Linked DNA regions of Mus musculus: region 2 is linked to region 1. Evidence: chromatin loops called from intact Hi-C (ENCODE). Cell type or tissue: gastrocnemius. All regions are shown on one strand. Each heading gives the region's core, and the rest is flanking DNA. Links, peaks and the distances in the headings are about the cores only. Region 1 has its middle 39 kb from the start of Gja1. Region 2 overlaps Tbc1d32 (TBC1 domain family, member 32).

What was found. Hi-C counts contacts between places; a loop is a spot of excess contacts. Peaks named below come from ENCODE experiments on the same cell type or tissue, not always from the same donor. Only the 100,000 strongest peaks of a DNase experiment are listed, where the experiment ranks them.
Region 2: it touches region 1 in a loop (4-fold over the local background); 5 of 42 quality-filtered maps call a loop at or near these places.

What each region holds. Positions count from the first base shown.
Region 1 is chr10:56,330,981-56,346,421 of GRCm38, reverse strand. No RefSeq gene overlaps it. Among named protein-coding and RNA genes, the nearest start is that of Gja1, 39 kb to the left of the region's middle. In gastrocnemius, for the core only: a CTCF peak has its summit at 7,114 (motif pointing right); a DNase peak (open chromatin) is centred at 7,123.
Region 2 is chr10:56,158,203-56,173,643 of GRCm38, reverse strand. Tbc1d32 (TBC1 domain family, member 32) reads left to right here. Exons shown (of 33, transcript NM_001033385.3): 15 at 2,673-2,800; 16 at 11,432-11,633; 17 at 12,427-12,509. Among named protein-coding and RNA genes, the nearest start is that of Msl3l2, 59 kb to the right of the region's middle. In gastrocnemius, for the core only: no CTCF peak of the experiment used is centred there; DNase peaks (open chromatin) are centred at 5,704 and 8,996.

The DNA.
Region 1 (15,441 bases), core at 3,989-11,988:
GTAGTTGAGGGCTCAGCCTTCAACAATACAACACACACACACACACACACACACACACACACACACACACACACACACACACACACTATCAAGGCCAAGTGGATATCGTGGGAATGGGGGAAAGAAAGATTTTAAGTGCCAGACATGAGGAGGAGTGATGTCAAATGCTGTCTTCTGGATGTGACACAGGTGTTGCTTCTGTACTGGACAGTTCTGATGGCTGCCTACACAATCGCTGCACACATAGACAGAAGTAGGAGGAAGCTACTAGGAAAGAAGAAGGGGGGGGGGCTGGAGAGATGGCTCAGCGGTTAAGAGCACTGACTGGTCTTCCAAAGGTCTCGAGTTCAAATCCCAGCAACCACATGGTGGCTCACAACCATCTGTAATGAGAGCTGATGCCCTCTTCTGGTGTGTCTGAAGATAGCTACAGTGTACTTACATATAATGAATAAATAATAAATCTTTAAAAAAAAAAGGAAAGAAGAACGGATCTTCAGGAGTGGAAAGGGTTAAGGGGAGGTAGAGGGAATTTGTGTACACGTATGAAACTGACAGAAAATGTAAATCAGTTAATACTTTTATCTAGACATTATGGTGCATGCTATTAATCTTAGCACTCACGAGGCAGAGGCAGGCAGGTTGTGAAGAGACACCATGACTACAGCAACTCTTATAAAGGAAGACATTTCATTGGGGCTGGCTTCAGTTTCAGAGGTTTCGCCCATTATCATGCCAGGAAGCATGGAGACACACAGGCAGACACAGTGCAGGAGAAGTAGCTGAGAGTTCTATATCTGCATCTGAAAGCAGCAGGAAAAGGGTGACACTGGGCCTGGCTTGGGTTTCTGAAACCCCAAAGCTCTCCCCCAGTGACACACCTTTTCTAATGAGGTCCCACCTAGTAACAGTGCTTAGAATTTCCCTGCTGAGTTTAGGTTTTGCTTTGATTCAGTACTTCCTTGATGGGTCCCCATTCCTCTGTTTCAGAATAGTAAATGCATATTCTATATCTTAGAGGTATGTGATTTCCTTTTTAGTGTTACAGAAGTTACAAAAAATGTTGAGTCTCAGAAGAAACTTTGGGTTTGGACATGTTAAATGGTATTAAGTCTGTGAAAGACCATTGAGGAGTTTGAAGTTGGATGAAATGCATTGTACATTATGACATGGCTATTGGACTATGAGAGCCACAGAGAAATGCGGTGGTTTGAATGATGAACACTCCCCATAGGCTTGGGCATTTGAATGCTTGATTCCCAGTTAGGGGAGCTGTGTGAGGCGAGTTATGTGGTGCAGCCTTGCTGGAGGAGCTGTGTCACTGGACGAAGGCTTTGAGGATTTAAAAGCTCCCAAGATTGCCACTTTCATTTCAAACTCTCTGCTTCTTGCTTATGGTGATTGTTTTTGTTTCTTATCTTGTTTTGTTTGTTTCTTTTACATAGCAACAAAAAAGTAAGTAATGCAGATGGGTATCACATTGTGACTGTAGATTAATTTTTTTTTCTTGGCGGGAAAACATTTCAAGACAGGGTTTCGCTGTGTAGCCCTGACTGTCCTGTAACTCTGTAGACCAGGGTGGCCTCGTACTCAGAAATCCGCCTACCTCTGCCTCCCAAGTGCTGGGATTAAAGGCATGTGCCACCACTGCCCAGCAGACTAATTCTTGTTGTATAGTTATTTTCACAATAACTAAATAGATAGATAGATAGGTAGATACATACATACATACATACATACATACATACATACATACATACATACTTATTTTGTATCTTGCCACAGTACATAAGTGTTTATGAGAGTTCAGTGCTATCTGGTAAGTTCTATATGGTCTTTAAAGCATAGGAAAATGTTGTCTTAAAAAAGAGACAGTTTGGCTTCTTCTGTTTCTGTTTTTGTCCCTTGTCTTTCTCTCATTTTACTGCAATATCTAAAACTTTGAACATTAATATGAATAAGAGAGGGGAGAGTGGGTATCTTTGTCCCATTTCTGATTTTAGAGTAAAAGTTCTCAACTTGTCTCAATTTAGTATTGGCTATAGGTTTGTTGTATATTGCTTTTATTATTTTTAAGGTATGTTCCATCTATTCATAATATCTTTAGGACTTTTATCACGAAGCATGATTAACTTTGCCAAAGCATTTTCTACATCTAGTGAGAGGATTATGTGATTGTCACCCTGAAATTTGTTTATGTGGTGTATTATGTTTACTGATGTGTGCATGTTAAAGTAACTTAGCATCTCTGTGATGGAGCCTACTTTGTCATTATGTATAATTTTAATGTGTTGGTTTGCCAAATTGAGAATTTTCAATTACTTTCATCAGGGAAATTAGTCTGTAGTTTTCTTTGTTGTCTCTTTGCCTTTTTTGTGTATTGAGGTAATATTGACTTCATATAATGACTTTTTTTTTTTTTTTTTTAGTGTTTCTTACCTTTCTGTTGTGGGAAAAATTAAGAAGGTCTGGATAATATCAATTTTAATATCACTGAAGTTTGATAGAATTCAGTAGTGAATTCATCTGGTTGGTCCTGGCTTTGTGTGTGTGTGTGTTCTCTGTATAGCCTTGGCTGTCCTGGAAGTCACTTTGTAGACCAGGCTGGCCTCAAACTCAGAAATCTGCCTGCCTCTGCCTCCCAAGTGTAGGGATTAAAGGTGTGTGCCACCACGCCCGGCTATTGATTTCATTTCCTACAATAAGTTTAAGTTATTTATATCTTGACTTTAATTTTGGTAGGTCATATGCACTTAGAAATTTGTTCATTTTTAAAAAGTTATCCTGATTTTTTGAGTGTAAGATTTCAAAATATGATCTAATAATGTTCTGAATTTCATTGGACTGTGTTGTAATAACACTTCTTTCCCCTATAATTTTGCTAGAATATTATTATTATTATTATTGTGTGTGTCTCAGTCTCAGGGGAGTCAGTTCTCTCTTTACATAATGTTGGTCCCCAGGTCTTCAGACTTGGCAGCTATCACCTTTATGCATTGAGTCATATTACTAGCCACTTATATTCATTACACTATGCTAAATACCATTCTATACTAATTATATTATACTGATGTTATATTAGAGCATGTTATACTACAGTATAAATTGTACTATACTAATTATACTATACAATGCTAATTATACTACACTATAGTTATACTGTACTATACTATACTGTAGTATACTATACTAATTATTTTGTACTTTACTAATTATACAATACAGTATCCTATTATACTATACTGTACTTTACTAATTATACTAAATTGTACTATGCTATGCTATACTTAATGTACTATACTGTACGATACTAGTTATTCTATACTACACTGTATTGTACCACACGTGCTATACTATAGAAATTATATTATTTTTGAGACAGTACCTCGCTTTGTAGCTCTGGCTGCCCTGGAGCTTTCTGGGTAGACGATGCTGGCCCGAGGCTCACGGAGATCCACCTGACTCTGCTTCCTGAGTGCCGAGATTAAAGGTGTGAACCATCGGACAGATCCCCTTTCCCTGGCTTTTAAAGGGGCATTTATTAGATGATGTTACTAGGAATCTCCTCCTTCCATCAGTGGCGTCTTCTGCCTTTCCTCTGTGTTGGCTTCCAGAAAAGGCCGCCTTTCTTCTGTGGCTGGTTGAGAACCGATCTGGATTCATACCAACTGGCCATCCTTAGTGCACAGGCACTAACTTCCAACAGAGTTAATAGAAAAGACCAGGAAGGAGGCTCACCGCCTCATTCTGACCTGATCACTGCAAGGAGGTCGCAACACTATAGATGTCTGTAGATGCCCTCTTTCATGCTCTAGAGCTCAAGATGGATTTGGCCTTTCTCACACCCACTTGAGTTATGGGGGAGATGGCATCATTACAAAAAAGGGAAACAAAGGCTTACCAGAAAATAAACACATGAACATGGTACAATTTCATCCTTTAATAACACCCATAACCAATGTTAAGAAATAGACAGTGAAAAGATTTACATTCAAGTGCTAATTATTGCTTTAGTTATAATGCTTTGCTCAAAAGCCTAAACAAAGCAAAAACAACTTAAGTAATCCTTTTGTCCAATAATATAAGAACTATAAATTTAAAGAATATAAAATGTATTACAGGACTATTAAATGAATGTTTTAAAGTAGCTTTTATGTTTATGAGGAAAGACTATTGTATAATAAAAAGCCATGAGGGAAAAAAATAAAGTAATATAAACAGTGTGTGCATGTGTATGTTTAAAAGCAAAAGGAAACAAATCTAGGGAAATCTATTAAAATGATAATAATTTGCTCAAAACTATTGGAATTCCATTATTCATAAAATGAGTATTTTTGGAGTTTTATCCTATTATTTTCCTCATAATTTCCATATTTTTACATATGTTTACTATAGATAGCTGAGAGATTCTCTGCATTCAGATTGGAATTCTAGTAACTGCTTAAATCCTATCATCCAAGCATCAGTTTTACAGTGGTTGAAGAAATATTCTTTCAATATGTATCTCATTAAATTCATTTTTATTTGTTCTGAAGGATATTATTCTTCTACAGGAGCCATAAATAATACCTGCGATTGACAGAAAGATTCATTTATTCATTCATTCATCCAACCACTTAGGATTTGTTGCAGGAATTAAAAAACAACTCCCAAAGGAACTTCTGAAAATTAGGAAAGTAAGAAAGCTTGGGAATGACCATGGGTCAGTGGAAAGGGGATTTTAGTGATTGGGATATGTCAGTCATTCTTTGGGTTAAGTAGTGAGGAAGAGTATGATGCCATCTATGCTGGTACAACCATTGTGAGCAAAGAAATTACACTCGTGTAATGTAGCATTTACTTGCAATCACAAAAGTAACTTAGGGCTCAGTATCTAGGTCTAGGGAAGAGGTTGCAGTGCTAGGTTGGGTGGCAAAGTTGACAAGAAGTCCCTGAACAAGACTAGAAAGCAAGCTAGCTGTCTTAGGGTTTTACTGTTGTGAACATGACCAAAGCAACTGTTATAAGGACAATATTTAATTGGACCTGTCTTACAGGTTTATAGGTTCAGTCCATTATCATCAAGACAGGAACATAGCAGTGTCCAGGCAGGAGGATCTGAGAGTTCTACATCTTCATCTGAAGACAGCTAGAAGAAGGCTGGCTTCTTAGGTAGCTAGGAGAAGGATCTCAAAGTCCATGCCCACAGTGACACACTTCCTCCAACAAGGCCACACCTCCTAATGGTCCCACTCCGTGGGCCAAGCATATTCAAACCACCACATAGAAAAATGAGCTAGTCGGGGGTGGGGGTGGAGTGGAGGGTATAGGGGACTTTCGGAGAGGAAACTAAAAAAGGGAATAGCATTTGAAATGTAAATGAAGACAATATCTAATAAAAAAGATTTAATCACAGGAAAAAAAAAAGAAAAGAAAAAGGAGCTGGTGAGAAAAATAAACATGACACCACAGAGAAGGGCCCCTTGACCTCAGATGGAATTAAACCTGGTAGAAAAGCAAGCTGTTTCTTGTACCTGATATAATGGTGACTATGTTCATTTCCATTTAAATATTTGGATTTCCTGTTAAAGCTTCTTTATCTATCTATAGCCGAAATGACGCCATTGTTGGTGCTTGGAACTTGTTGTACATGGTTATAAGCTTCTGTAATATATATATGTATATATATGTAAAATATATACATATTACAATGTCAATCTTTTTGTAAAGTATCAAGAATGCTATATCTTACTCATGCTTGGGTATGTTATCAATGCTGAATTATTAATACTTATAGAAAATTTTCAATTCATCTGCTGGCTTAGTTAGAGGTAGAGGAAATGGTATAAAGTCCATTGGACAAACTGATTTTGTGATAAAGTTTTATGGCTGCCACCCTCTGAAACTTCAGCTTGATGAAAGGATGTTATTTCTTTGTCCAAGCTTTAGAGGAGATGATTGTGACCAATCCGTACCCCAGCACTTCTGAACCTTGCCATAGTTCCTCTCCCATACCTGTGGGGTAGGCAGAGAGGGTGTTTGCACGGATGAGGGACCTTTCAAAGAAACGATATGAAAGAACTGATGGGCCTAGAAACTATTGCTTATTGATCTCAACCACTGGTAGATTATTGTGCTTGAGTCTACGTTTTGAACTCTGTCTTAGTCAAGGTTTCTATGGCTGTGAAGAGACACCATGATCACAGCAAGCCTTATAAAGGAAAGCATTAACTTGGGGCTGGATTACAGTTCAGAGGTTTAGTCCATTGTCATCATGTAGGGAAGCATGGCAGCTCACAGACAGAGATGGTGCTGGAGAGTAGCTGAGAAGTCTACGTCCAGATCAGCAGGCTGTAGGGACAGACAATGACACTGAGCCTGGCTTGAGCACTTGAAGCCTCAAAGTCCATCCCCAGTGACACACTTCCACCAACAAGGCCATGCCCACTCTAACAAGGTCTCACCTCATAATATTGCCACTCTCTATGAGCCTGTGCTGGTCATTCCAACGACCATCAACTCCACGTGTAGTTTCTAAGACCCTGAAATCACAGGGTAGAGAACCACAAATATAGGACCTTTACCTAGTGTGGGTCATTCTGGTACAGGGCAGAGCGGTGTGATGAGAGACAGTGGAACAGAACTTTCAGAGGACTAGAGAAAGCATTTTGAAAGTTTTCACAGTAAGGTAATGGTGACCCACTTGTTTGGTGAGATAGCGGTTTAGCTGAGGCTACAGTGACCCAAACACTGTAAAATGTAAACATGCATGGGAATATCACATTATCTCATTAACATGCTTTAATATTTAAGCTCTTATGTGTTATTTTGAATGAACTTAGCTAAAAAATTCAATAACAAAATGACACACTGAAAGGACATGGACGGGTAACCCTCATAATTTGTGAAGTTTTGTTCCTGTTATCTTGAAGGTTATCCTACTGTGTGCTGCTATTGTATAGTTAAGTTTTCCCTCAAGGTGACCACATTCTATTTCCAAAGTTCTATTACATTTCTAATAAAATTTTGTTCTAGGAAACAGAGGAGACAGGGAATGGTTAGCCGGTTGAGTATAGGACTCTATTTTCCTCTACCTGAGGGTAGTAGGGCTGTCTGGCCAGGTGCAGTTCCAGAATGTACCACTAGAGGGAGGGAGCATACCACAGAGCGGAGCTGCGAGCTGCTGTTGAGTTACTTCTGTTATTCAAGCTACTCCTTCCTCCCCCTGTCAACAGAAACTAGGAGCTGAAGGGGTTTGCAACCTTATAGGAACAATATCAACCAACCAGACCCCTCAGAGCTCCCAGGGACTAAACCACCAACCAAAAGAGTACACATGGAGCAACCCATGGCTCCAGCTACATATGTAGCAGAGTATGGCTTTGTCGGGCATCAATGGAGAAAGAAGAGGCCCTTGGTCCTGTGAAGGCTAGATGACCCAGTGTAGCGGAATGCCAGGGCGAGGAGGCAGGAGTGAGTAGGTGGGTGGAGGAACACCCTCATAGAAGCAGGAGGAGGGGGAATGAGATGGGGGTTTCCAGAGGGGAAACATAAATAAAGAAAATATCCAATAAAAGAAAAAAAAAGGGGGGGGGTGAGTGGGAAGAAAGAAGCTATGAGTCTTCTTGCTTGGGAGAGGTTTGCCAGGAAGTGCCTGTGAAGGGAGAAAGGTGGCATACAGTAGTTTTTCCTCAGCACTAGCAGGTTTTAAAATTTTTTATTACATTTTGTATATTTCATTATTTATTATCTATTCATTCATTCATTCCTTTTTGTTGTTGTTGTTATTTGTTTTAGACAAGGTCTCATGTAGCTCAGTCTATTTGTTATGTAGTAGATAACAGTCTTGAACTAAACATACTGCCTACATCCCCCAAATGCTCGGATTACAGGTGTGGGATACCACGCCCAGCTAAGTATTTATTTCTGAAACAACCTACTAACTAATTCAGGGAAAATAGGTAAATAAAAATCAAGCCAGGCAGTGGTGGAGTATACCTTTAATCCCAGCACTTGGTAGTGAGAGCTAATTGGAACTGTGAGTTTGAGGCCAGCCTGGTCTACAGAGCAAGTTCCAGGACAGCCAAGATTACAAAATAACAAACAACCAAAAAACCAAACCAAACCAAAAAAAAACCTCGCCTCGACCAAAAAAAAAAAAAAAAAAAAAAATGATAGTAAACTAAAAGCCAGGCTTCCATTAAAACACGCTCAACTGTGAAGAGAGGGTGACACTTGCGTCTTACTGTGGCGAGATGATAGAGAGACTTGGATAGAGTGACAAATATGCACTGTATCCCAACCGCTGGTCCTAGCATCCTAGCCCGGTTCTTCTCCAGTGTCCTCTCTTCCATTATACATGATCTTATACTATCTTTCTTCCAATCACTGAAGGAATGGGAGAATTTTGCTTTTGTTTCTTGGCAAGGATCTTCTTAATCCAAAAGATCTTGTGAAGTGATGCGATAGGTATGAGAGGCCCAAATCTGTAATTCAGGGGTCGGGGGTGGTTGAGGCAGGAAGACTGGAAGTTCAAGACTAGCCTGGGCTGTGTGGTGAAGGTTTGTGTAACTAGAACTGCAAAGTAAGATTTTGTTGTTAAAAAGAGAGGGTGTGGCGTGGTACATGCCTTTAATCCCAGCATTCTGGAGGCAGAGGTAGGCAGATCTATATCAGTTAGAGCCCAGCTTATTTACTTAGCAAGTTCCAGGCCAGCAGCCGCTACACTGTGAGACCCTGTACCAAAACAACAACAACAATAACAATGAAACAGAAAACAAGAAACAAACAAACAAAACCCCAAACAGACTAGAAAATAAGAAACATAGTCAAGTGCACATGCCATGGTGGCAAAGAAAAAAAAGTAGCAATTACAGAAATGGTGCAAAGAAAAATAATACTGACATTTGACTGTTATTTTTATTATTGGGGAGTGTGTGTTAAAAGCAGGGTCTTTATAGTCCCCCCTGGACTGGAATTCACTATGAGGCTCAGGCCACTGTTGTTATTTTAACTATTTAATTATTTCTGTTGGGTTGTTGGTTTATTTTGAGACAGGATCTTTCTTTGTAATTTTAGATTACATAGGGGACTTAGTGGTTTCTGGGAAAGCATTCCCAAACACTATCAGTGCACATCCTAATCATATGTATATTAGATAATAATAATTATTATTATATGTTAATAATACATAAATATTAAATATAAACATAATGTATTTCAAACATTGGGTTGAAATATTCATGGTGACACCTATCTATAATCCGAGCCTAGGAAGTGGAGGCAGGAAGATTAAAAATTGGAAGACCGGACTGAGTAGGGAGACATTGTCTTCAAAACCAAACTAAAGTCAATAGGATAGCTGATAGGATGGTTCAGTGATTTAAAGCACTCACCAACACAAGCCTGAGGATCTGGCCAAGAACCCAAGAACCCATACAAAGGAAGAAGGAGCGAATGGGCCCACACCACTCTCCTCTATTATCCTCCTGTGCATCACTGCATGGATTCCCTCCTCCCCTAAGAACAAATAAAATCTTAAAAACCCTAAACCACAAATAAAACACCCAAACCAAACAACTGTCCTCAAAACATTAAGTTGACTGTAAATTACTATTCTCTTTATCAAAAATAATATTAAGGTATTACCCATTTGAATATATAATGAAAAAACTAATTAGTATTTGTCAATTTTAAGTATGTGTGGTGCGTGTACATTTTATTTTATTTCATTTCATCTTACTTTATTTATCTTTGAACTAAAACTAGTAGGCAGACACTCCAGGCCTATTATGGACACAGACATAGGGACCACTACAATGGGGTCTAGGGAAGCAAGAATGGATTCCACACTCAATATATTTTGACCATCTTTTAAAACATGGGCCTCCATTATAAGACAAAACCCAATGAAAAGACCTTTTGAAGAAGTAGTCACAATATTTGTAGTGACTATTATTACGTAACCACTCTGAAAAATTCATCATTTAAACTGCTTTAAACTATCACTGCCATATTGAAAACATTCTGTACACTAAAAGGAATATAATTTATATCTCAATCTATTAAAATCCTCATTCTTTTCTTAAAGTAACATATTGAATATTTTTAAATGTCCTTATCCATTTTCATAGTAAGGATAAATATTTTATGTTCTAAAACACATTATTTACCCCCAGTGGGTCAGCATTGCTGGGCTGGAGCTGGCTTTGGAATACAATGGAAATATTTGATTTCAAACCCTCAGAGAAGCTTCCCGCATGTGTGGTGGATAAGCACACATCATATTATCAATTGCATTTGTATCATTAGAGATGGACACCTTGCTTTATTGAACCTCAGAGAGCATCAGGTGTTTCTTTGCTTTGGTTCTTAAACTGATACTTGATTGTCTCATGCCACATCTGATCCCATCAATCAGGTGACATTATCTATTCTCAAAGCATTCTTTGAGACGACATCATTGATATAACAAGACCAAAAAGGTCTGTCACGCACTGCAGAAAATTTCAGAACCTAAAGCTTGCAGGGCAAGGAATTTCTGCCTGTGCATAATTTGCTAGAGAGTTAAATTTAGAAGGGCAGTGAGTCTACCAGATTAAGGGTTTCTGACAGTGATTCTTGACAAACTACTTTTCGATGATAAAGAAAAAGCATGAGTAATTTACTGGGGCACAGTTAAGGTTGGAGAACTATTGCCCTGTTGCAAATCAGATCAATCCGAGGAGGAATTGGAGTGGAAAGGGATTTGCAGCCGCGAGACTTGGTTTTGAATTCTAGCTCCTCATATTCCAGTAATGTGACCTTGCAGATTTGCTCTAATTCTTGGAATCACAGCTTCTCGTCTGTGCCATCTATCACACACTGTAAAAATGACAGGGAGAAATCTATCTAAAGGAAAGTTATAAATCTCAAAGTACTATTACCCAACTCCACAGTTTTGTTGAGGGCCTACAGAATTCAAACCATACAAAAAAGTACATGTTGACGCAATAAGGTCTTGGATAAGCAGGGCCTCCTCGAATTATAAAAGGAAGTCACCCTCCTGGGAGGGCTAGCTTTCCTTCTGCCCCTCTTCCTCATGCATCTATTTTGACCACCCACAGATACAAGCAAGTGCTGAATTCTGAGTTATTCCTATTGAAAATAATCCCCTTCCCTACACACATTGGCTTTGCATCCTTGCTGACCTGGTACTTACTAAGTACTTCAGTCTGGTCTCAATTTCATGGCACTTACCTTACCCACACCTCTAAGTGCTGAGATTATAGGCATGTTGGCATCATTATATCCAGCAATGAAACATTCTCTTGTCCGCTGACATATTGCGTTTTCATCAGACTTTTACTGTTATGATCCTTCTACAAAGTAAGCTGCAACCAAACTCATTATAAATTTGCAACTGAGACTGTTCTATGGATGCCACAGGGAACTTGGGGTCCTTCTTTGGTTTATTTTTACAGATGACCCGATGTAAAGCTGCGACGTTAAAGTTTGGGAAGGGAGTAGAAGCCAGAGTCCAAATGCAGGGAGATGAGTCCTTGACAAGATATCAAGATTTCCACTAAGGTCAAGTGGACTTAGAACTGTCCTTCTGTCTTCAGCTTTCACCTCTGCTTTGACATTTAAGCTCCCAATGCTCCAGCCTGCTTGCAGATAAGACCTTTGCTTCTAACTCTAAAGCTTTTTGTTGTGAGGTAGCAAATAGACTCTACTGTAACTCCAGTGAGCAAGAAAACCCAGCTTTATTATGTTTCCTGGAGAGTCAAGAAACACAGACACTGGTATGAACCTAATTTAATTTGAAATGGTAGGATTAGCAAGAAAAAAAAACATTCTTTTGGGGTTGGGGGTAACACAATTTATCTTGTTTTACTTAAGATGTGTGTGCATTCTGCTTTCCAATTGGGTTCATATCAATGTAACATCTTTTGCGAGATAGGATTATTCCACTCCACCTGATTTTTTTGGGGGAAGGGTGGAGGAAGGAATCTGGAGTTTTTTTGGAGGCGGTTGTTGAGAGAATGGTGGAAAGCAGGATTTTCTTGGTCTCAGTGCTAAGCACTGTACTGTTTGTCTGATCTCACTACTGGACCTGAGCTCTTTGTGGGAATGAGCTTGCTCTCCTAATCTTGAATTCAGTTGGCCTCCTTACAGCTTTCTGAACATCCCCCCATGTCATTCATAGTGTTCTGTCCATTAAATCACAGCTACCCAAAGCTGGAGTTTTCTCCACCTGCCACCCCTGAGAAGTTAACAATTAAAATCCATAGTTGTAGCTAGACTGATCTAGATGACTCTGATACCTGTTTGGAGAGCTACTCTCTTCTTAGATTTCCAAAGCCAGAGCCTCACATTCTTCCTTTAACCTTTGTTACCAGATGGGAGAAGTCACCCTTAGCACTTGAAGTGAAAGGAGTCTCTTTCCTGCTTTATAGGAGAAAGTCTATGGCCTGATCTATCATGTTGTGAAATTCGGACAAACAGATGAGTTTAATATCATATCAAGACGACTAGATGACTTATATTGTCTCTTACTTATAACAGCATGAATACTCTGTATTATTTGATTTATGTAAATAAAAATAAGTCATGAACTACATGGTAATGTATGAGCAACTACCCATTCTTGCCCAAATTTATGCTATTAATTATTTGGGTTTGCTGCTATTCTTAGCTTCCTAGTCACTTTCCTCCAATTTGAACATAAACCAGTGCTCATTGTGAAAAGCTGAAAGCACTTCAAGAATTCACATGAAAGGGAATTTAATGCAAAGATTTGGAACACAATGAGCAGCTAGGGAACAAAAATGAGACAATGAAGTAATTATCGTGGTAGCAATAGCACCATAAGGATTAGCTTTTCTCTCAAGGACAGAGAAAAAAGGCAGAAAGGTGGTATCACCGTACCCCAGGGTGTGAACCTGCAGCATCCGTGTCTAAGGGTGGCTAGAGGTAGAAAATGGAGTGAAGAAAATACCGAAGAAGCTGCCCTAGGAAGAGGATAAAGAAATCACCAATTTTCTTTGCCATAGTCCTTACCACAGCCTTCAGGCACAGTGTGCTTACATGGGATGCTAAAATCCACCAGTGGGCCATCTCTACTGAAAATGCAGAGCTGGGGACCAATGAAGAATGCATCTGGGAGCAAGTAGGGCCAGGAGTGGCTTGAGCCAGCTTTATGGCTTGTCTGTTGGGGCTCTACTCACTTCACATTTTGGAAGAAGTTACGTGGAAGACTTCTAGCCTGCTCACAATGGACTGGACACCTGTTAGGCTTGAGCCACTCCTTCACCTGAGGATTCCTTTCCCTCTCCTAGATGGGGTATTCTATGTTCTATGCCTTCATCTCTGTACTTTTAGGCTCATTTGTTTCATATTTGAGACATTTTCTAGTGACTTTCTGAGAAACATAGCAGAAGGTATATTCTAAACTTTATGTCATAAATATCTACATAACCTTATTCTACCTAATGCCTGATAATTTGAATATGTATAAGTTCCATATGATAACAATTTCCATTCAGAAATACAAAGGTATTATTTCATAGTCTTCTTTTTCCACTGGTTATTAAAAGTCAAACAGTCTCTTGGGGTTTAGGGAATGCTGTTTTGATTTTTAATAGATTTTACTAAATGCACTGAAGAAGAAGAAGAAGAAGAAGAAGAAGAAGAAGAAGAAGAAGAAGAAGAAGAAGAAGAAGAAGAAGAAGAAGAAGAAGAAGAAAGAAGCAGCAGCAGAAGAAGATGATGAAGAAGAAGAAGAAGAAGAAGAAGAAGAAGAAGAAGAAGAAGAAGAAGAAGAAGAAGAAGAAGAAGAAGAAGAAACCTACCTCAAAAACCAAAAATTATATATTTTGAGTGAAATCATAAAGAAAATTACACTAATCTAAAAAAGGAGATGCCTATCCAGGTAGAAGAAGTGTAGCAGGAAATAACTAAAATGGCAGCATCCCACAGTTCTAGAGGCTGTGTTAAGCTTCTAATAGTTTCAGATATTGGTCATTCTCAGATTTCTGGTGGGGTTGAAAGACTAGTTATAGGTTCATAGCCAACCTAGTCTATTTAACATTGAAAAAATATATTTGTGAAGGTAGTTTTCATAACATAACATGGATTTTAAGCCTTTTAAAGTTTGGATAGATAACAGAATGTTTAAATTTATTTGACACAAATGATGGACTAGATGCAAGGTGTATTTTATACTTTATAAATTACAAAATGGCAAAAGTTGTGTTCAATTTATATTTGAGAGGACAGAGCCTTTTAACTGGACAAAAGCAGGGAGTGGGGGGATGTGGATTGCTCTCTATATGTAGGTGAGGGCAGGCAAAAGATAAGGTGAGCACTTGTGATTGGGCAGTGGAAAAGGAAGGCAGGCTAAGAATTTTAGAGATGAGTACAGAGGAGAGAAGAAGGGAAACAGAAGAAGAGGTAAGATGGAATTTATAGGAGAAGCAGAGGAGCCAGAATCACATACTACTGGGAGCCATAAGTATTGGGGATTTCTTAGATAGACGATTAAATGATAATTAGGGTGCTTCTGCCCCATCTAGGTGTGTAGCCTGTGTTTATAACAACTGAGCTTTGAGTTCATTGTGAGGGCATTTTGTGGGTTGAGCATTTACTAACAGATGAGATTTGAAAACAGGATTTGTTTTTATGCTATAAGAAATATACCTTAACATCAAAGGTACAGGTAACTTTAGGCTAAAGGATAGAAAAAGATATTTCAAGCAAACAGACTCGAGAAGAAAGCAGATATAGTCATTTAAGGATAACACATATTCCTCAAGGGGAAAAATATACAAAGAGGATATGGCAATTCCTCTTGTCTATTCACCAAACACAAAGGCATTCGAGTTCATAAAGACCACTACAGCTAAAATCACACAGTCTTTTACACAGTGACAGTATATAACCTCAATACCTGACTTCCACTAATAGATGACTTAAATAGAAAAAAACTAATCAGAGAAATGTTGGAGTAAAATGCCATAAATCAAGTGGACCCAGCACATATTTACAGAGCATTTCACCCAAACACAAAAGAATACAGGTTCTTTTCAATGCCTCATGGAACTTTCACAAGTTTCTCCAAAATTGATCACAGACTTTGACACAAAGCAAGCTTCAACAGAGACAAGAAAATTGAAACAACTTCCTGCATCCTATTTGAGTACCATGGACTAAAGCTAGATATCAACAACAGAAACAACAGAAAGCTTACAAATTCATGGAAACTGAAAATTCATTACTGAACCCAAAAATGGGTCAAGATAGAAATTAAAGAATTAAAAGCTTTAAAAAACAGAATGTAAGTGAAAACACAACATATCCATATTTATAAGACATGATGAAGGTGGTTCTTAGATGCAAGTTCATAGCATTGACTACATAACAATATTGGAACTATCACACATTAACAACTTAATGCTACACCTGAACACTCCTGAAAAAAAT
Region 2 (15,441 bases), core at 4,180-12,179, 170 kb after region 1:
TGTGACGGGTGGTAGAAATGTACACCCACAGACCACATCTTACTTTTTTTCTAATCAAACTCAGTTCTCTTGGTGGGAAAAACTTAGGAAAAAGTTATACTATTAAGAAGCTATTTGTCTTGTGAATGTAATCAATCTTGTGTATGTCTTACGTATTCTAATGACAGTTTTATAGCTGTTGGAAATCTAATTATATTCCTGAAGAGTCAGCTCTGCTGTTTGGGAGAAGGGGAGTGAGGAAGACAGTGTGTGCAGCCCCCAGAGCTGAACAGCCATGCTCACTTCAGTGCACCCAGTGCACGTCCCATGCTTTCACCGGAGAATAAACTGAGGTTGAGGGACATGGCCTGTTTTGCCTCAGACAGCTAACACGTGGTGAAGTTGGCATCCTCACCAGGACTGTTGAATGCCCACTAACGTAGCCTACCACATCTCTCACATAAACTTTGGGGCAGTGACTTTAGAGTGTACACTGGGCCGGAAGTTAAAACATCTTTCATCTGCTTTGTAGCATCTTTACCTGTTTCTTCTCCCTCCTGGGTCCCGCCACACTGCACTGGGCCACAAATACCTCGTGGATTGTTGTTGGCTGCATGAATGTCACTGTTTTCCACTTTGCATTTACCAAGTTTTCTGTATACATGCACTGTTCACATTTTCTAAACAGTGCTATGATACACTCTGTGCTTTTTAAATTCCCTCCTCCCACGAGTGATGCCTGCTGTTCGTGAAAATGTCCTCTCCTGGGTTCTGCATTCAGCCCTGTGTTTGAATTATTATTTGCGTTTTTTGGTATTGTACTGTATTTATTTATTTATTTGGGATGGCATTCACATGCTGTGCTGTATATGTAGAGGTCAGGTGAGAACTTTCTCAGCCTTTTCTCTTTTGTCATCAGGGTTCCATCTCAGTTCATCAAGCCTGGTGGCAAGTGCTGTCTTGCTGCTTCTGAATTGTACCTTTTTAGGTATAGGCTAGTCCACTGATACACAGAGCTCTCTAGTCCCTAATTTAAGATAATCAACATCACCTATGGAGTCAGTGCTGTGTCAGTGCTCTGTGTGGGTGGCACCAATATGGAAGACAGTAAGGCATGCTCACACCTTTATTTAAGGAGGCCACTCTAATCACTTTCTAAATGGGAGATATTTAGCATGAGTAACAGAAAGTTCTAAGGCAAAACTCTTTGTATGGCAAAAAATGTGGACACAGATATAAGTATGAATTAGTATACATGTGAGAAGGAACACATTTTAGATACAGCTGTCAAAAAAAGTAGTTTGTATGGAAACATTATCTAATAGAGTTGGGTGGATGGATAGTCATGTGTGTGTGTGTGTGTGTGTGTGTGTGTGCACATGTGTGCACTCAAGTATATCTACATTTCTATTTTCTGTGTACACACAGAACATACATACATACATACATATACCTATACATATGAATATGAGGTACGTAAGTACATATATAAAACACACATGTGTATAATTTTTTTCTAGGGGCATGGTCTCTACACACAGTTTAGACAGACCTGAGAGTCTCAATCCTCCCGTCTCATTTAGTTTCTGAGTGCTGGAATTACTAGATATGTATGTGTAGGTAGTTTTCTCTTTATTATTGCTGTGACAAATTAACTCAATAAAATAGCTTAAAGGAGAAAAGGTTAGACATCTAATACCTAATTTCTGATATCTAGAGTCATGTAGTGATTCACTACCATATCAGTGTTCTGTACTGGGTATTATAAGCATAGAAAATAATAAGGCATGCTTATGTTAGCTCCCAGTTCAAGGGGCAGTCTGTCATGGTTGGGACCTAGTAGCTTGAAGGACCCATTCATGTTGTTTCCCACAGTTAAGGAATGGAGACAAATACATATTACTGCTCGGCAATCTTCCTACACTTATACAGTCCAGGATCCAAACTAGGGAATGGCACCACCCACAATGGACATATCACCACTAAATCAGTTAATATAATCACATTTTAAAATATATAGAATATGGATATCAGCATCCATGCAGGTATAAAGCAATAAGTAGATAATGGGAGTTTCTGTCAGCCAACTTCATCATTAACATAATTTCTAGGTTTTAATATTTGTTTTTGATATTTTCTTAAAAGTTGGCCAATCTGTTAATGCTTCCACTTAAAGTAAGCAGATATTATTGGTACAATTTGTTTTCTGAGTGGATGATATTATTGGCTGTTATCCAACTTGTGAACTGGCTGTCCCTTGTCAACCTTTATCTAGCGAGGTATATAAGGGGATGGCATCAATTAGACAAAACCATAGTGTATTAGCATATATGACACAATGAATTTGTAGGAATGTGGTACCTGAAAAATAGAAGATAATGCAGATTGGTATGGAACTAGATCACATTTGGTAGCCAGAATTACACTTGAATCTGTAACACAGACAGTGATTCTCAGTAACTGGCTTATGTGAAAATCTTGGGTTGATTTGCCTCATCAGCACAGCTAGTAAAAGAGTATCATCTAATGTTGTATGTACCTCAGATATGTTATTTCACAACCGGCATTTGTGAAGGTTTCTGTTGTTGTACTTGCGATATAACTTTATTAGATTGCATACATCACCTCTGCTACATCGTACAATTATATGATTTGTCTTGTCATCATTATTATTTTTATTTTTTAATGTGCAGGCTGCTCCAGATTGCTCTGAGACAGCTCTAATTCATATAGCTGATATTTTGGCAAGAATCGCTTCTGTCGAGGAAGGACTCATCTTACTTCTGTATGGAGAAAATATGAACTCTTCTGAAGAAGAAAGGTGCGTGCATGTTTTAATCTTCTTAACTATTTGGGAGTACTCAGGTTTCCTGAACAGGTCCACATTAAACTATCTTTGATAAGTCTTTTTTACATGTTTATTGTTTTTCTATGTATGTATGTATATATGCCTGCATGACTTTATATGCACTACATTCATGCATTCAGACATCCCTGGAGAGTAGAATTGAATGCCCTGGAAGGGGAACTGCAGACAGTTGTGAGCTGCCATGCAAGTGCTGGGAACCTGGATCCTCTGCAAGAGTAGTAAGTGCTCTTAACAATGGAGCCACCTCTTCAGACCCTTTCTTACCTAATCTTAGCTCACAATAAGGATAGTAGCAATCATTCCAGATGGGATCCAATACCATCTCACAGCCGTCTGAAGCCACAAGAATTTAGTTCATGTCAAACAGATTCATAAAGGAGAAGGCACACCTTTCCTCCTCTTCTGTTACCCTGTCCTAGCTCTGCCTTTGCCCGTAGTAGACTTCACGTGCTTCTAGACTCTGTGCTTCTGATGGTGTGATACTTCAGCAAACCTGTGAACCTATGAAAGTGTTTACTCTTGGTTATTAAAACTGGCATCATATATGCCACCCTGAGATCTCAGTTCTTAAATACAACATGGACATTTTTTTGGCCGAGTGCAGAATAATAGATCATTTTTATTTTAGCATTATACTCTTATTTCAGTTTGCTGTAATTTATTCAGATTCTACCCCACTTCCCCTTTAATAGATAGCAGGCTGTGCCTCAGACCTTGCTTCCCTAAATGACTATAATATGCACAGCCAGTTGATATGATAAATTACATTAATTACATTAATTGGCTTTTAAATGCCAAGCAAACACAGAAGTGGATGCTCACAGTCAGCTATTGGATGGATCACATGGAGGAGCTAGAGAAAGTACCCAAGGAGCTAAAGGGATCTGCAACCCTATAGGTGGAACAACATTATCAACTAACCAGTACCTCGGAGCTCTTGACTCTAGCTGCATATGTATCAAAAGATGGCCTAGTCGGCCATCACTGGAAAGAGAGGCCCATTGGACTTGCAAACTTTATATGCCCCAGGACAGGGGAACACCAGGGCTAAAAAGTGGGGGTGGGTGGGAGGGTATGGGGGACTTTTAGGATAGCATTGGAAATGTAAATGAGGAAAATACCTAAAAAAAAAAAATGCCAAGCAGCCATACTCAGGGGCTAAATCATACCTGATTGTGGTACCCATTCCTCTCTCCCATCGTGGCTTTGAGTTTCTAGTGGTTATTCTGGATCTTTGTCACATTGACAAATGACACTAGCCTTGGAACCTGGAATATCTTTGTTCTTTGATATTACTACAATGTTGGTTTCATAAGTTAGAAATGGGCCCAGGAGCTAAGGCTGACCCACAGCTATCTGCACCCAAATCCCACCAGGAGAAAACTGGTCTCCTAGGAGTGCTCTTATTCCTAAGCTCAGAGGTGAGGCCGCTAGTTAAACACCAGTAACTGTCCAAAGGGGGGCATGCCAGGAGCTCACAGGGCACAGGGGCAGCATAGCAGCTGGGGACAGGATCCTTCCTATCTCCATATTTGACTGTCCCACAATCCCCCACACCCAAATCCCACCAGGAGAGAGCTGGTCTCCCAGGAGTGCTGCCACACCAAAGATTGCAGGCTTACAGGCCCACAGAAGGGACAAGCTCCAGTCAGAGACAGCAAGATCAACTAACACCAGAGATAACCAGATGGCAAGAGGCAAGGGCAAGAAGCTAAGCAACAGAAACTAAGGCTACTTGGCCTCATCAGAATCCAGTACTCCCACTACAGCAAGTCCTAAATACCTCACTACAGTGAAAAAACAAGATTTGGATTTAAAATCACATTTCTTGATTATGATAGAGGACTTTAAAAGGGACATAAAGAAATACAAGAGAACAGAGATAAACAGATAGAAGCCCAATCGGGCAGTGGTGGCGCACGCCTTTAATCCCAGCACTTGGGAGGCAGAGTCAGGCGGATTTCTGAGTTTGAGGCCAGCCCGGTCTACAGAGTGAGTTTCAAGACAGCCAGGGCTATACAGGGAAACCCTGTCTTGAAAAACTAAACTAAACCAAACCAAACCAAATCAAACCAAACCAAAAAAAAAAAAAAAAAAAAAAAAACCAAAAAACAATTTCTTAAAGAATTGCAGGAAAACACAACCAAACAGGTGAAAACGTTGAACAAACCCATCTATGATCTAAAAATGGAAATAGTAACAATAAAGAAATCACAAAGGGAGACAATCCTGGAGATAGAAAACCTAGGAAAGAGATCAGGAATCATAGACACAGGCATCACCAACAGAGTACAAGAGATACAGGAGAGAATCTCAGGTGCAGAAGATACCATAGAAAACATTGACACAACAGTCAAAGAAAATGGAAATGCAAAAAGCTCCTAACCCAAAACATCCAGGAAATCCAGGATACAATGAGAAGACCAAACCTAAGGATAATAGGTATAGAAGAGAATGAAGAGTCCAAACTTAAAGGGCCAGTATATATCTTCAAAATAATTATAGAAGAAAACTTCACTAACCTAAAGAAAGAGATGCCCATGAATATAAAAGAATCTTACAGAACTCCAAATAGATTGGACCAGAAAAGAAAAGAAAATCCTCCCATCACATAATAATTAGAACACCAAATGCACAAAACAATGAAAAAATATTAAAAGCAGTAAGGTAAAAAGGTGGAATTTAGCAGGTTGTAGCATATAAAGGCAGACATATCAGAATTGCACCAGACTTCTCACCAGAGATTATAATAGCCAGAAGATTCTGGGCAGATGTCACCTGCCCACCAGGACATCCATCCCATAATCAGACACCAAACCCAGACACTATTGTGGATGCCAAGAAATACTTGCTGACAGGAGCCTGATATAGCTGTCTCCTGAGAGGCTCTGCCAGAGCTTGACAAATACAGAGGTGGATGCTTACAGCCAACCATTGGACTGAGCACTGTGTCTGCAATGGAGGAGTTAGAGAAAGGTCTGAAGGAGCTGAAGGGGTTTGCAACCCATAAGAAGAACAATAATATCAACCAACCAGACCCCACTCCCCCCAGATCTTTCAGGGACTAAACCACCAACCAAAATGTATTCAAGGAGGGACCCATGGTTCCAGCCACATATGTAGCAGAGGTTGGCCTTGTCACATGACAATGGGAGGAGAAGCCCTTTGTTCACGGAAAGCCTGATGCCCCAATGTAGAGGAATGTCAGGGTGGAGTGGCAGGAGTAAGTCGGTGAGGGACCATTCTCATAGAAGTGGGAAGAGGGAGTATGAGATAAGGGGTTTCCAGAGGGGAAACTGGGAATGGTGATAACATTTGAAATGTAAATAAATAAAATATCCAATAAAAAAGTTAGAAATGATTTCTCCTGCTTCTCTCGTGTGCCAGAATTCTAGAGAACTGTTATAACTTCTCTAAGTATTTGATAGTATTCATGTGTGAGATAACGTGTACCTTGAATTATCTAATCCTTTTAATTACTTAATTTCTTCAGTAGACCTGTTGAGAGTTTTCGTGTGGAATTTAGCAGGTTGTATTTTATAGAGAAATGATGTAGTTATTTATCTATACATAGTTTAATGTTATCAATAATGCACTCTTGCTATCTTGATAGTGCCTGGAATCAGTAGTGAGAAATGTAACCTCTCATTCTGGTGCTAGTGTTTTTTACTTATTATTAATCTTCCTCCTCTTCCTCTTCTTCTTTTTCTTCTTCTTCTCTTTCTTCTCTTCTTCTTCTTATTTTTACTAACTTAAAACTGAACAATTTTGTGGCTTTTTCCAGAAAATCATATTTTGATATTATTGATTTAGTTTACATATATGCTTGTACATGTGTGTGTGTGTGCATTGTGTGTGTGTGTATGCATGCACACACATGGTTGTACTCACAGACATGCATGTTCCATGGTACATTTGTGGGTTTCAAATGAGAACGTTATAAAGTTCGTTTTGTTCTTATATATTGATAGAATTATGAGGATCAAACTAAGGGCATAGCACTCACATGGCAAGTGCTTTTGCCTACCGAACAATCTTCCTGGGCTGATCATGTTTGTGTGTGCACGTATGCATACATGTGAGTTTTTTGTGTGCATATGTAAGTATGCATGCATATGTGTGTGTACATGTGAGTGTATATATATATGAGTGTATATGACAACATATATGTGTTTGTTAGTGTTTATGCATATGTGAGTATGTATTAGCATGTGTGCATATGTGTGTGTATGTGGATATGTGAGTGTGTGCATATATGAGTGTATGTGTGTGCATATGCGAGTGTATGTATATATGAGTGTATATGACAACATATATGTGTTTGTTAGTGTTTATATATATGTGAGTATGTATTAGCATGTGTGCATATGTGTGTGTATGTGGATATGTGAGTGTGTGCATATATGAGTGTATGTGTGTGCATATGTGAGTGTGTGTGTGTGCCTATATGAGTGAGTGGGTGAGTGGGTGTGTTAAAAGCAGAACATCTTATTGCTCTTAGAGCAGAGTAAATTTTTTCACCTCTGTGGATAATGACATTTCACCTCATACTTTCTCATTTCCCCTCATTTGTTTTTAATCTGTTGTTTTGGTTTATTACCCCTTAGGTGTCTAAAACAATTGTTGGTAAGGATTACAAAGGCAGTTGTCGCTTGTGGTCATTACTTTTTTTGTTGTTGTTGTTGAAAATGCATGGAATTTTACTGGAAAAAACCTTCCAGAAGCCTCCTGCAGTCCTGTGCCTGAACACCCACACTTACAGAAGCCTCCTGCAGTCCTGTGCCTGAACACCCACACTTACAGAAGCCTCCTGCAGTCCTGTGCCTGAACACCCACACATCTCAGTGGAGTTAGTGTTGACGCGGTGCTGGATCTCAGGCCTCAGTGTGTGCATTTTGATTTGCTCTTCCCTCTTGTTTCCTGATTTCTGTGCCTTCCAAGAAGTCCCAGGGCTGGCAGCTTGCAATTTTAAATGGAACCTGGAGGCTATAGTTTTCCATAAACTTCCTTCTAGGCACGCATGCTTTCAGTGTTGTTTGGTTGTTCCCACTCACAGAGATACTTAGTTCATCAGACTTCTAGGTCTGATGAATCTAGCTGTTGCACTGTGGCTGGCCACTGGCACTTTCTAGGTTTACTCAGCTCTTCTGCATTCCAAGTCCAAAATTTCCCATTATCTTTCCCATTTGCTTTCTCCTGGAGGGTTTTTATGCATTTAAAAACTAGTTTTACTTATGAATTTTTTGAATTTATGGAGGAAAGAGAGACATTATGCCTTTAGTTTGTTGGAACTGGAGCTGTTAAGTATTTAACAATCTTTTTCTTTTTTTAAGGAACATTTTTCTCCTATCATGAATTCTAAGATCTTTTCATCTATTACTTAACCCTCTACAAAATCATTTCCTTTTTAAAATATTGCCTCACTAATAATATAATCCAGCCTTGAACTATGATCCCCCGTCAACCTGTCAACCTTAACTGTATGTAAGATCATTAAGTAGCATCGACTTTGAGTCTGGGTAATTTGGGTATGTGACAAATTTATTTATTTGCAAGGTTTTTGTTTTTGTTTTCAGTAGCAAAGCTTATAAAATTAAAAAAAGTTACTGATTAGAAAAACTAAAAAGAAAAGTGCTAGTATGCCTCGCCTTATATCCTTATATAGGTTCTCTGTTTTTGTATGGATATTATTAATTTGGATAAATCAGGGGTTTGCCAGGTACTGCCTCTAGGGTGTGTATGTATTTTTGCTTTTAAAGAAAGGTTCTGTCACATTGAAGTGGGACAAACAAGATATAAACTACCAAAAGTGACCTCTGATTATCATTGTGTGGTACCCTGATTGTTTCCTTAGTAGAAAGGTTGGAATGTTTGCAAATGCAATTAGAAAGAGTCCGGCTCATTAAATTTTGTTTTTCACATTGGAGCCATGAGCAGCTTGCTAGCTGTAAAAAGGAATTAGGGGGCTAGGGAATACCTTAGCAGGGAAATGTACTTCGTACTAAACTTGATGACCTGGATTTAATTGCTGGGACTCACATGGTAGAACTAGAGATGTGACTGCTGCAATTGTCCTCTGATCTCCAGGTTGTCCCGGGACTTTGTTAAGCACACACCCCCCACACAGAATTGGCAGTGTTTTTCTGGACAGCTTATGCTGTTAGTGTTGGCATTAAGTGCAAAGGGAGAAAGCACAAATGAATGTTTACAGACTGCCCTCTGTGGGCAGGACAGTAAGAGCCATCCATTTGCTTATATTGCTTAGACAGATTGAAAGGCAAGGAAAACCGTTAGTTCCAGGCAACAGAAGAAACCATACATGGAGAAATGTTCTCCATGAGATACACATTGATCATACTTAGATTTTAGGTTACAATTAAATAGTTGCTTTAGGCTCCAAATGATAAACAAAATAAAGAAGAAAGAACTCACAAGTTTTAAAACCTGTGAGACAAACAAGTAAGGAAACTTCACAGGCTGGTTAGTGACAAAGTTGTGTAGAAAGAGAATTACTGCAGCTATTCTCAACGTGATTGAACTGTATTTGGGTGTAGTGTAAGGGAAATGATCTTCAATGCCAGCTGCATTTGGTATTTTTAGAAGCAGTATTGGTGTTATTTTAAAATTGTTATGGATAATAGATGACTAGGTAATGGCATTTGGCACTAAGACTTTTCAGTGTAAGATACAATATAAAATCATAAAATTAAAGAAACAAAAATTTGACTGTTCAGCACATAATGGAAATGCAATTATGAGCTTCCTTTTTTTTCTAAAAAGATTTTTTTTTCAGGTCACTACCCTGGCAAAGACCTAGAAGGAATGATATTTATCTTTCTTTTTTCCCCATAAGGGGGTACAGGAAGCCTTGAAGAAATGACTGTTTCTAGGTCAGAAATAAGAAGTATACAGAATCATCCTTACATAATTTTTACTCTAGAAAACAAGGTAACTGTTTAAAACTAGCAGGATAGTGCCAAAAGTTCCTCAAGAAAGAGTCTATTGTCTTAAGACATGTAACTTAAGGGTCAAAAAGTAATGGGTACAATAGGGTAAAATATTATTAGGTCTATAAAAACATTGATTAAAGAGATATTAAAATAATAAAAATAGTAAAAATAAAGCACACATGAACTGAATAATTTCTTTTTGATGTTGCTATGATACCAAGTATATTTATTATTTTGCAAATTGATATTAGAATATTTTTCTAACTTTCATTTACACACTGTATTTTAACAAGTTACCCAGGAAACATTCTTTGCAGAAGTCTAGTTGCTTAATACCAACAAAATTCTTGAATCAGAAAATATTCATGAAGTCTTTCTTCATGAAATCTTGGCAATCACTACAATAATTACTAAAATCATTTGGTGAAAAAGCCTTTCTTACTAGAAATGCAAGCGTGGTGTCATCTGCCAGGCTAACTTTTAATATCACCTAAAGTGGGGCCACCAAATATGTGATTTATGCAGTAGGCACACATCACCAATGAAGCTATTTACCAAGGAAGAAACAAAGAACTAACGTTCAAGCCTCAGACCTAATTATTATCTTCGAGAACATTTGAGGAAATGGGAAATGGGTTGGAAGATACTGTGGGGAAACAGTTATTCAAATAAAAAACTATTGAGTCATTGACTTGGAGAAAAACTTCACAGGGAGTATGAATCACAGGGCATAGCCCGCAGGACTTATAGGGAGTGTAATTTAAACAAACCCATCTAGGGGAAATGACTTCCTTGAGAGACTAAAGAGAAGTTTGATATGGGCTGTCTAACTAAAAGTTGTAATTTTTGTGTGGATACACTACATTTAAAATAGAGATTTTGTTATTTGGAGGTGTACACTGGGTTGCATATGCAAGGCAAGGATGGAAATGTGTTTATACAGCTGCGGCGGAAGGCACTGGAGGCTAGACGGCTCTCTCACATCTCATGCTTACTGCTTTTGCTTTCTTAAAAATCTAGAAAAAGTGTCAGTACTGCTTCTCTCTGGGGTTAGACAGACTAAGTGATCTTGCTTCTCTCTCACCATTAGCTGTGTCCTATTATGCAAGCTACTTCTGTAATCTGTACATATATTCTCCCGCTTTAAAGGATTATAGAAAAAGAAACAATGTAAGCACATTAAAATACTTAAAACAGCAGCTTTCACATTGGAAGCATTTTTTTCCCCATCTCCGCTACTATTATTTGCTGGAGAAACGATCTCAAACTTTGAGATAGGGTGTTGAGATGCTGTTATTGTAATGGGGAAGGTAGCAACAGCTCAAATAATACGGTATTCTCACTGTAAAAGTAAGAACACTCATGCATAGACCTGGTTCATGGCATCCATGTGTCTCTTTTAAGTATCATCAGATTTGCTGTTTCTCCCACCTGGTTGCCCTTTCCTGTGTTCTACAGAAACCTTTGTCATGACTGGACATGTGCACATTGGTGAATCAGGGATACCGACTTGTTAGTCAAAGCCTATGAGATATGTAAAAGTAAGTGAGCTTGTGGAGACAAGCTGTATTGTTAGTGCTCCATGATGTCAGGCTCAATTGGGTTTGGGGTCACATCTGTGGTCTTTTTTTAGTCTTACAGGTGCTCATATAATAGCCAAGTTTTCAAAGAAACTTCTTGAAGAAGATATTTCTATTTTTTCTGGATCGGAAATGTTGCCTGTAGTTAAAGGAGCTTTTATTTCTGTGTGTCGTCAGATCTACGGTACCTGCGAAGGCTTACAGGTGTTGCTTCCTTATGGTTTACATGAATCCATAGCAAAGGCATGGAAGAAGGTATGTGCTTCAGACTCCCTCCCTGCAGACCTTGATTTCAGTTACACATCATTGTAATACCTTATCATAGATAGGGTATTTTAATGGTACATGTATCTCTCTTTCCCTCTTCTTTCTTTCTCTCTTTCTTCCTTTCTTCCCTCCCTCCCTCCTCCCCTTCCCTCTCCCTCTCCCTCTCCCTCTCCCTCTCCCTCTCCCTCTCCCTCTCCCTCTCCCTCTCCCTCTCCCTCTCCCTCTCCCTCTCTCTTTTTGAAACAGAGTCTCACTATGGAGCTCTGGTTGGAACTTACTATATAGACCAGTCTGGTGTTGAACTTACAGAGAGCTGCCTGCCTCTGCCTCCTGAGTGCTAGTATTAAAGGCGTGTGCCACCATGCTAGGTTAAATATTACTTCTCCAGCATTGTGGTAGTTGGTATTAGCTATCCATACTTCTTAACTTGGCACAGGGTGACTTCAGAACCTCCTTCTCAGTAGAGCTAGGGTCTAAGTCTTTAACTGATTACCACAAAAGTTTGTACTCTGCTAGCAGAAGTTTGAGGTGAATTTTCTTTGTATAGGGTCCCTTTCTTTGTGAAGATTAAAATATCAAGAACACAATGCAGCAGGAGCCATATACAAACCAGTGGATTGCTAAGTCTTTCAATTTCATTGAGCCAGATAATTTAATTTTGAAAGCAACTGACTTAAAAGAGATCAAGGATTAACAACAGAACTACAGAATTAGAAATCTTGTGAATAGCGTCATTGGTCAGAAAAGCAGAAAAATGAACTAACCCATTAATTTCTCTTAGACAAGCTTGCTATCAGAAAGGATCCCCACTCCAGTAGAGGGCTCTGATTCTGTTTCCTCAGTGAGCCAGGTGTCTCCGAACAGGTAATTATTATTGTTTGGCATCTCTCTATTGTATTTGTTGAGATAATTTAGAAATAATTGAAATGCAATGGAAAATGGTAGAAAAACATTTTCCAGGAGGTTAAACTGTGTATGTACACGTTCAAGGTAAATTACATTTTATACAATTACTATTATTTATAGATTATGTGATAGTTGTTACAAATGTAGAAATAGTGAATAGTTTTTACCTCATCCTGTATTTATATTTTGTGTTAGGAAGCTTGGTGGATTATAAAGTTTTCAGAAATATCAGAGAATTATCAAATAATAAAACTGGTAAGGGATCTTGCATGGATGGTAGAAGTAAAATGTTTCTACACGGTAGAGAGATCTACTTAGTTTTCAAAATATGGCAAGAGTGCAGTTTAATTATGGTTTCAGCATTTGACAATTATGTAGGTTAGTAGTTCACTGTATATATTTGTGCTTCTTTAGAAATATTAAGTGGCTATGATGTTAGGTTAACAAGGAAATAATTTATTAAACTAAAGTTTAGTGATCTACATTTTCTAAGTTTTTCCTTTAGTTTATGGTTGAGCTTTGGCACAGTGTAGATCATAGTAGGGCGGCTTTAAGGGATCTTCTTTGCTAAATGCTGACCTTGCTTCTTTCTCTTTTATAGGATAGAGCTTAACTTATAAAATCTAATAATGTTTGTTTATTTGTTTGTTTGTTTATTTTTGGTTTTTATAGACAGGCTTTCTCTGTTTAGCCCTGGCTGTCCTGAAACTCACCTTGTAGACCAGGCTGGCCTCGAACTCAGAAATCCGCCTGCCTCTGCCTCCCAAGTGATGGGATTAAAGGTGTGAGCTACCGCTAGGAAAAGTTTAAAGGTTCAATATAGTTCATTCTCTGGAATTTTCATGTTTGTTTATTTATAAAATGGTTAACAAACGCATCCACTGCTTCTTTTTCTCCTTTTTGTTGAGAGTATGGAGAAATTAGACAGGCTTTGTCCAGCCCCCATCTGTAGACGTATGCTTTCCTCAGATGCACACCTCACTGTCATCAACTTCATTGCACATAAAACAGAGCAGAATTCATGTTTGCTAGAGGGAGCTGCTTCCTATGGAGCTGAGATTCTCAGCCTTCCTAATGCTGGAATTCCTAATACAGTTCCTCATGTTGTGGTGACCTCCAACCATAACATTATTTTCATTGCAACTTCATAACTATAATTTTGTGACTATAATGGAATGTAAATATATGATATGTAGGATATTTGATATATGGCCCCCAAAAGGGTTTCTACCCAGAGCTTGAGAACTGCCATTATGGATGGAGTGTACTGGAAAAGAGGCACTCTTGAATACAAGAGCCATAAATTCATTCTTCCTTCATACAGAATACAGAGTGATTAATAGGTGGAAAGAGGCAATGTTACCTATGAGTATGTGCTTACAGGAAAGTAGTGCTAGGGAAGAAGATGTTTCCTAACCTCTGTTATTACTATCTGTGTTGATTAGAGCTTTCTAGGGAGAACCAGTAGGATAGATTCATGGATCAATGTATGAGTGAGGAGAGAATCAAGTAGGGGTATTCGTTCCCACTATTATGTAGGATAGGATATTTGAAGAGTAGATTCTGGGATGTTGATTATATTGCTTAGTCCAAGGGTCGAGAGTCTTCTGTTGTGAGATTTGGGCTGCGAAGGCCAGGAAACTGGTGATTTTGGTTTCAAAGGGCAAAAGAGTGCTCCTGGGTTCCTAGGGCTAAGCTCTCTGTTGTCTTCCTATCTGGACCCTCATCCAATTGAATGGCACCTTCTCTACACTGAAGATAGATCATGTCCACTTAGTCTACTGAGATTTGTACACCAAAATCCCCTGGAGAAAACCTCACAGATATACCCACAAATAATGCTTTATCACTTTTCTAGCTAGTCTTCAAATTTAGTCAGACTGACATAAATTACTCATTACAATGTCTCAAGAAAAGCCAAAACATCAATACAACTGAGAGTTCTATGTCCAGATGCTCAGGCAGCAACACTGGTTCTGGCTTGGGTGGTTGAACCACAAAGCTTATCCCCGGTGACACACTTACTATAATAAAGCCACACCTCCTCTTACAAAGTCACACCTCCTAATTCCTCCCAAGTCATGCTTCTTCCTGATGACCAAGCATTCAAGTCTGAGTCTGTGGGGGGCATTCTCATTCAAAGGAGCACACTAGTGGAGCATGCAGTTTGCTGCTTCACCCCATTCACCGCTGCTGCCTCCTAAGGGAAAGAACAATAAAACTCAGTGGCCAGATCTTCTGCCCCCTTATTAACATTTGAAAGGCAGTTAAATATTCACAGAGAAGATTTATTAAAGCATGGCAACACTTATTTTTCATAATTATATACACTCTTCTACATTATGTACTGGGGCCACTCATGTAATTTGTTTCCTGTTTTACATGTGGTGAATGTGGAATCTTTTTTATTGCTTTTATGACTAATTCATTGACTTAATGACATATATTTCATAGGCATGTTCCTGTGTGAGTCGCTTGGCTTAACTTTTCTAAAACTTATTTTAGTGTTTCATTAGCATATGCTAATTGTACATAATAATGGCTTCAATTATGCCATTGTATACATGTATGAAGTGTATGTCTATAACAGAACCCCTCTCTCTTCTCTTTTCTACTCCATCTCTGCTAATCCCCTTCTGCTCCTCAACGTGCCTTGTATTCTGGTCTTATGCCAGTTGGCTGCATTTGGATTGTTTATAGGAGCAAGAATGAGGGTTTGTTTCTGGCGCATGGACACTTGACGAGATGTCACACCATTGAAGACAATGTTTCACCCTTCACAACCACAATTAGCTGCTTAGAAATCCTCAGGCAGGGATGGGCCTTGGCATCAATGTCATGTCAAGGAATGAAGAAAGAGACTTAATTTAGTCCAAGAGTGAGTCCTAAT